Linked DNA regions of Mus musculus: region 2 is linked to region 1. The links are chromatin contacts, found by Hi-C or POLR2A ChIA-PET in ENCODE. All regions are on one chromosome and are shown on one strand. Each heading gives the region's core, a stretch centred on a gene start or an enhancer-like site at or near the end of the contact. The rest is flanking DNA. Distances are from core to core; before and after follow the strand shown.

What was found. Hi-C counts contacts between places; a loop is a spot of excess contacts on that map. ChIA-PET counts read pairs that join two places held with the same protein, here RNA polymerase II (POLR2A).
Region 2: a loop to region 1 is called in a map of heart, with 4 times the contacts of the local background. The contact joins the enhancer-like site here to the promoter of Lbr in region 1. A Hi-C loop is called at or near these places in 14 of 37 maps with a recorded cell type or tissue (CH12.LX, Patski, T-helper 17 cell and 5 more). POLR2A ChIA-PET finds 5 or more read pairs at or near these places in 3 of 5 experiments (Patski and embryonic stem cell).

The regions. Positions count from the first base shown.
Region 1 is chr1:181,840,815-181,844,369 of GRCm38, forward strand. It overlaps Lbr (lamin B receptor), which reads right to left and starts at 1,587. Exons shown (of 14, transcript NM_133815.2): 1 at 1,474-1,587.
Region 2 is chr1:181,879,716-181,883,270 of GRCm38, forward strand. Gm33669 (a long non-coding RNA gene) reads left to right here. Exons shown (of 4, transcript XR_865801.2): 2 at 921-1,265; 3 at 1,511-1,579. Among named protein-coding and RNA genes, the nearest start is that of Gm33669, 3.0 kb to the left of the region's middle. Within about 2 kb of position 1,881, at least 1 of the 3 ENCODE cell types and tissues checked has a DNase peak (open chromatin) inside an H3K27ac peak, as active enhancers do; it is heart, where a contact is called at or near this core.

The DNA of each region.
Region 1 (3,555 bases), core at 337-2,836:
TTTAATCCCATTCTTTGGGAGGCAGAGGAAAACAGACCTCTGTATGTTGAAGGTCTGCCTAGCCTGCACTGTGTTCCAGGACAATAAAGGCTGTGCAGAGATCTTGTCTCAAAAAAACAAACAACAACAACAACACAAACCATGAACTGACACTGATGGTGATATTTTATATAGCATGTGGAGAACGACCTTGTCTTAGGAGACAAAAAAAAAAAAAAAAAAATGGGCTGCCAACAAGATATGAATGCCACTTTGCACAAGATCCACACAGTCAGTGGAAACTACATAACACATCCCAAAATATTGCCCAACAGGAGATAATTATACTGGATAGGACAAGGAGGCTCCAGACTCCCGTGTATTCTTATGCACCCAAGTAACGCATAAGAGACGCACACAGGCTTCCCTAAACAAACAGGTTGTTTGCAAAGAAAAGTCACTCGCTAAACTGTACCCTCAACCACATACCGCAGAAATTCAAGAATCCTCAGGCTTTTTTCCTGTCAACCCAGATTCTTGCTAACCCGAGGGTCATTTGGCACTGAACGCCTCACATATTATGGTACAATATAACACTATGTATCAGTGTGGCCGATTTCTTTCTACGATGCTCCGGTGCGTTACTAAGATCTTTAATCGTTTCCCCCCCTCTCCCAAATTCACTTAATGTGGCAGAAAGAAAAAGCTCAAATGGTGGCTCACAGCTACCCTTTAACACCTGAGCCGGCACAGGCCTGCTAGGCAAAACGCAAACAGGAAGGCGTTCGCAGGGTCTGTGCCCCTTCAGAGCCGTGCAGGAGAAAGCTGGCTGTCCTGGCAGAGTGGCCTTTTCCCTTAATACCCAAAAGCACGCTAATCTTAACAGTCCTTACTCACTCCCGCCCCAACTCCCCAGTCAACGCTCATCATCACCCTCTCTGTCCGTATTAGGTCCTCCATCCCGCGCTTCTCTGTAGCCCCATCTTCTAACCCTCAGAGCAGCTGCTACTTTGTAGCCCCAGATCTAGTCCTGCTCCTGCACCTGAGCCACGGCCCTAGCACACCAAGTGCGCTACACAGGGCGGGCGGGCGCAACGCCAGGCCAGCCCGCCATCGCCGAAGTGCCCCGGAGCAGGCCCTCCGCACCCCAGCGCGCACTGAGTGGCCCTCGAAGCTGCTGGAGGCGCGAGGTCCGCTGTCACCGCGCAGAAGCACTCAGGAGGCCCGGATAGGCGGGACGGCGCCCTGGCAGGAGCCAGAGGCGGTTAACCCCTCCTCCGAAGGCCGCCCGCTTTCCGAGGGCCGGGAAGCCGCGGCGAGCACAGCCCAGCCCGGCCCGGCCGGGGCACCCAACGCGCGCGTCCGAGACGGGGATCGGGGGTTGTCCGCCATCCGAAACCCGCGCTCGACTTCCGGCCCGCGCGGCCCCAGCCTCGCCGGCCGCCCCGGGGAACCCGCTCTCCACACGCGGCGGAGTCCCGCGCCGACGCTCACCTGGCCGCGCTCCGGCGGGAACTCCAGCCACTCCAGGACAGTCACCAGCAGCCAGCGGCGACTCCGCGCGCGACACAGCCGGCCGCGCTCTCGCGCCCCCGAGGTCCCGCCCCTAGCGAGGCTGCCCTGAGCTCCCCATTGGTCCCTCGACCTTTTGAATCATCGCCGGCGCTGGCGATTGGTCGAGGGCCAGTGGCGCGTCCAGCCCGCCCGCTCGTGAGCGTCCGGCGTCCCCACCCGGTTTATCTCCGCAGCCCAGGCACCAAGCCGCGCTTTGGCTCGCGCCCTCCTGCGGAGCGATCTAGGCCGGCGGTCTGGGAGGAGGGTGAAGCTCGCGCGACGCCAGGCAAAAGCGTCCGCTGCTGTCACCCGGCTCTCGGTCCGTGTGTAACCTCGGGAGCCAGCGGGCCGCGCGCTTAGTCCGGCCACGGCCGAAGCCCGCGGGCTTCGCGTCCCGCCTGGACCCGACCCCAGCAGGCCCAGGCCGGAGCCCCCAAACTCCCCCCCCCCCTTACACTTGCCACCACTGGTTGTTTCCTTCCTCTCGGGTTGAGAGTTCAAAGCAGTTCGTTAAAGCTCCCTACTTCGCCGTGCTGTTTTTAAAGGTATTTCCAACATCCCTTATTAAATACATCTGAGTGTCTTCCTGCCTCGGAAGCACTGTGGGTTCAGATGCAAGGCTGAAATAAGTCTTTTCATCCGCAGCGTGGCTTCAGGTGCACAGCGCTGTCACCTTCTCAGCTACAAACGAGTGAGTAAGTGCGTGCCTCGGAGCCCTTCCTAAGAAAGAGTGCTCACCACGATTTGATTTGTCATTGCCGTTGGGGTTGCCCTGGGTGGAAATCTAAACCACAGATGTGTGCATCAAGAAACCTCTAAACGTAAAGTTTGGCAAATCCCTTAAGCTTCAGCTCTTAAAGACGAATCCTACTCCGAGTCCTGCGGCAAATAACACAGGAAAACACCATGGGAAGGATGTCGTTTGAGATAAATTCTACTAATACCAAAGACATCCTTCACTCCTCAAACCCAGAGCCAAGGTTCCGTTGGGTTCCCTCCACAGGACATATAAGCATTTTCACTTACAAAATAAAAGACCAGAGGCGGGGAAACCTTGTAAACTTTGGTTTATAGTTTCTTCAAAAGGACCAGGCCAGTGAGGCTGGAGAGCCAGCTCAGATGATAAAGAACCCTGCCTTGAAAGAATAAGAACTTTGTGAGCACTTGAGACCCTCAGCACTAAAATTAAAACAAGAGGAAGGTGCTCTCAAAAGGCTGTAACTATAATGAAGGGGACAGAGGTAGCTGGGGACAAACAGATCTCCCTGGACTCAGTTGGTAACAGCTAGGATTTTGTGAGACACCCTGTCTCAAAGAGCAAGATGTTGCGCAGTTGGAGAAAGACAACTTACACTAACCTTTGGCCTTCATGTATACACTTGCACACACACACACACACACAAATAAGCCTGTATACGAATTCAACATCATACCTTATATTCACTAAAGATGTTTGTGTGTGCAAGGCATGGGTACATACAGAACTCATTCCTGCTTTTCCTTAACATTTAACTTTAAATTTTTTAATTTTATTAATAAGTTAGAAGAGGTAAGGACATGGATCCGGACCTACTAATTAATTGTGAAAATTAGATGCAGCTGTTCATTGGGAAACGCAGCTGGCAATAATTCCTTATAACATTCTCTTATTTCAGATTCACGAAATTGCCATTTGTAATCAGTACATTCAGGTAGATGAAATGTTTGTTTGTTTTTTTAACCACATGTATATCAGTAAGTTCTTAATGGATTTTGGGTCTTTCTCTATCTAAATCTCATGGTTGCATAATTTGCAATTAGATGTGAGTTGTAGCCTCACTGCAGCCTGTTTAAACTACCAAGTTCATCTTTTTCTTTAAAAGCTAGAGGTGGAGCATAAACCCTTTACCCTTGGCCAGCCACACCCCAGCCCCTGGTAAATCAATCCTAAAGATCCCTTTCTCTGACTGTTAGCTAAGAAGTAAGCCTAAAAATATGTTTGGATGCTCTCAGAGTCCAGAAATACTTCTCTGCAGAAAAATA
Region 2 (3,555 bases), core at 631-3,130, 39 kb after region 1:
TGCCAGGACCTAGGGAAAGGGGCTGCTTCTACACACACACACACACACACACACACACACACACACACACACGCACACGCACACGCACACGCACACGCACACAGAGAGAGAGAGAGAGAGAGAGAGAGAGAGAGAGAGAGAAAGCCCAGCTTCTCAAACCGTGGTCATGACTCTGTATGGGACGGAGCAAATGTTACATCAGAACTAAAGACTCAGTGCATCTCCAGCATTTTGGGCATCGATCAACTGTGGTGCAGAGTGTGGCTTCCCTGCAGACTTGGTTCTGAACACACATGTGTGCTGTGCACCGTGTATGACCTGGTGTCTGAGCGGTAGATGCTGCCTGACCCCTGAGCTCAGATCTGAGATAGGTGCAATACAAACCACAGTGTTTTCACAGCACACACACGGGCTTCTGTTCTTACCCAAACATGGAGGCTTAATCATGGGAAACAAACACTTTTGATATTTTCCCACTGACACCCCTCAGCATGTATCCCACAAATGTATCTCTGGGTTGTATTATGTAAGCATATTTGATTTTCAGATTTGCTGTTTGAGCTGCTGTCTTGAATTTCATTTTAAAAAAAAATCATTAAGTGAATTGTGGCTCTGAGACTAAGACAGAATTCCCCACAATTTCTGAAATGGCTCTAGACATATTTCTGCTATTTTGAATTTACATTGCCTCTGAAAAATACTGGAGATATTCCATGTTCTACAGTGTGAAATATATAGCCAATGTCATATTCCTTATGTAAATATAACAAACCTCTATACAAACTTGCTTTCATCCTTAATAAATGCTATAATTATATGTATGTCTAAGAATCGCTTTTAAAATTTCTTTGTGAGTTATTACTTGTAAATGTAATTGTTTGCTTTTTTTTTTTTTTTTTTTTTTGTCTCTATATTGCTAGGGTCTCATACAGGGGTGGCGAACAGAAAAAGTTTAAGCCCTGCCCTAAAGACTAGCCCCCCCTCCCAAATACTCCCATCCCCCTCTCTGGAGCAGATGGCCTGGTAAGTTCTGGCAGGCACCTGGGGTTACTCTGTGCTCTCCCTGTACCCACAGCCAGTGCAGGTCTCAGTGTCTCAGCACCCTGTACCCACAGCCAGTGCAGGTCGCAGTGTCTCAGCACCCAGACCAGGCAATGAGTATTCCAAAGCCCGGAATGGATGCGATCTACGTCCCTCATCCGGGCCCCCACTGCCTGGAGGACTGTGTGAAAGAACTTCCCAGCCACCAGACTACTGTGGACCATGTACCTCAGCCAAGTAAACGGAGACAAAGGGATAGTTGGTGGGAGATGGGATGAAGCCTGAAACCCGGGACCATCTATAGGTGTAGCTCTGTTACAGCGCCACCATGTGGTGAGCTTCAGAGTAAGGATGGTGTGAGAGGGGTCGGGGTGGGGTGCGGGTGGGGCCTGAAAGCCTGGCCTCTAGGCTGAGGGACCTACCTCTGGGAAGCCCTTTTCAGATCTTCCTTAACCCAGGTTTCATGCAGCGGCCCCAGAGGGACTTGAACCCCTGCCCAGCTGGCGGACCTCACTCCAACACTCTCTTAGGACGCAAGGTTGGCGGGAAATTTCTGTCTCATAACTCGTACTCTGGCAGGAAAGTCCTAAATCCTCAGAGTAAGAGACTAGAGGCCTAGATGGGGTCCTGTTCTCTGGGTGAAGGCGCCTAGCGTTCAGTGCAGCAATGGATGGGGAGAGAGAAAAGTGGGTCAGCTTCTTGGTGGGGGAGGGTGAGCCCAGAGGATGCGCCAACTAGGGTCATCCCAAGTGTCGTTTCAGCAAGGAAATTCGGGAAGAACCGCTATGCCGCAGAGGCCAGTCTGCACAGGGTTGGCATGAGGCCCTGGCTACTGGCTTTGACTTGAGAAAGAAAGCACAGACCAACATACACCTGGCACTGCACCCAGTCAGCCAGCCCTGGGTAAGCTGGGTATTTGGCAGCACTCCTCCTGGGAGCCCAAGTGAGAGGGAAGTGAGCCGCAATTTAGCGAGGTTGAGTGGGACCGGAAACAAGATGTGGCAAGCTCTGGCAGGTCCCAGGGTGGGCCTAGAGCGCCACCTGGTTTTGGACTACCGATCATCAGGCAAACACCGTTTTCCTGACCCATGCACCATCTTTGACACTGGTCAGTTATCTGGCTGGAGGCCAGAGCTTTAGTGAGAGTGGTAGCCTCTTCCCCAAGCCCAGAGGGTAAGGCATGTCTTTGCCTTTCTCAGCCAAGTTGGGGGGCGGGGAGCAGGAAGGATGAAAAGATGAAGGAATCCTTTGTGCTTTGACAGTGTCCAGGCAGGAAAGAACAGCCTTTCTAAGGATGTAAAAGCCATCCATGGGGTTGCCCATGGCCCAGCAGGGAGAGGCTTTCTCTGCTGGGCAGTTTAAGGACAGCCTGCTTCCCGAGGCAGCAATGCAGTGCACACTGCCCTCTGGGCAGTGACCTGGGCTTTGTATAGGCACACAGATCCCCAGGGATGGAGAACAGTGAGGGACTCTTGAGCATAGCCTGAGGTCAATGTGGCAGAGACGGGACCTCTGAGCTCAGGAGTTCCTAGGTAAACTCTGGGTGGGAGGGATCCCTGAGATGGAACAGTGATGCACAGTCCTCCTCAGGGAGGTGCAAGCTGGTGTTAGGCTTAACTTGATGTGGGAAACAATGGCTGGCTGTGTGTTCCCAGTTCAGCGTTAGACAGCTGTTCCTCCTGCAAGAGACCCTCTTGACTGACAGGAAAGGGCAGTAAGTCCATGGGCTATAGCTCCACGGTAGAATGCTCATTTAGCACCTGTCAGACCCATGGCAGAAGAGCCCCAAGACAGGAGGTGTCACTCCATGCCAAGCCCCACCCAGCTCTGACAAGAAGATCCTAAACCCAGCGTGGTGGTGGCACACACCTTTAATCCCAGCACTGGGGAGGCAGAGGCAGGTGGATCTCTGTGAGTTCTGGGCCAATCTAGTCTAAGTTGCAGGACAGCCAGAGCTACATAGTGAGAGTCTATCTCAAAACAACCACCAAAAACGTAGGAAAAGGAGGAGGAGAGGGAGAGGAGGGAGAGGTGGTCCTGAGCATGTCAAAATCTACACGACATCGGTTTTTTATTTTCTCATTTCAACTTCACCACAGCCTTGAGGAAGCAGGTTGGCCTAGATCTCTACCATTGTCCTCTGTCAATGTGGGGAAGCCTGGTCCCAGGCCCTGGGGAAATCACTGTTTCTAAGGTGGCTCCTGCTTAGGCTGCCCAAGACAGTCTTGCCACTTCACTGCTGCCTGCACAGAATCCCCAGACATGAGACAAACACCTCAGCACGCAGGGCCTCAAATTTGGTGTCTGCTCACCCAGAGCTGTAGAGCCGCAGCCGCTCCCATCAGTCACCAGCCTAGGAGAGGGCCCAGAATCTGCACTTTAACACAGTTACACTCAAGGAAGCCCATCCACACTGGCTTCAGAAAGGCCCCGAGCACACAGGAACACCCGCTGCTCCCTCAACGTCTTTTCTTGGTGTTCACCTCTTCTGGAAGTCCTCACCAGAGCTGCTTC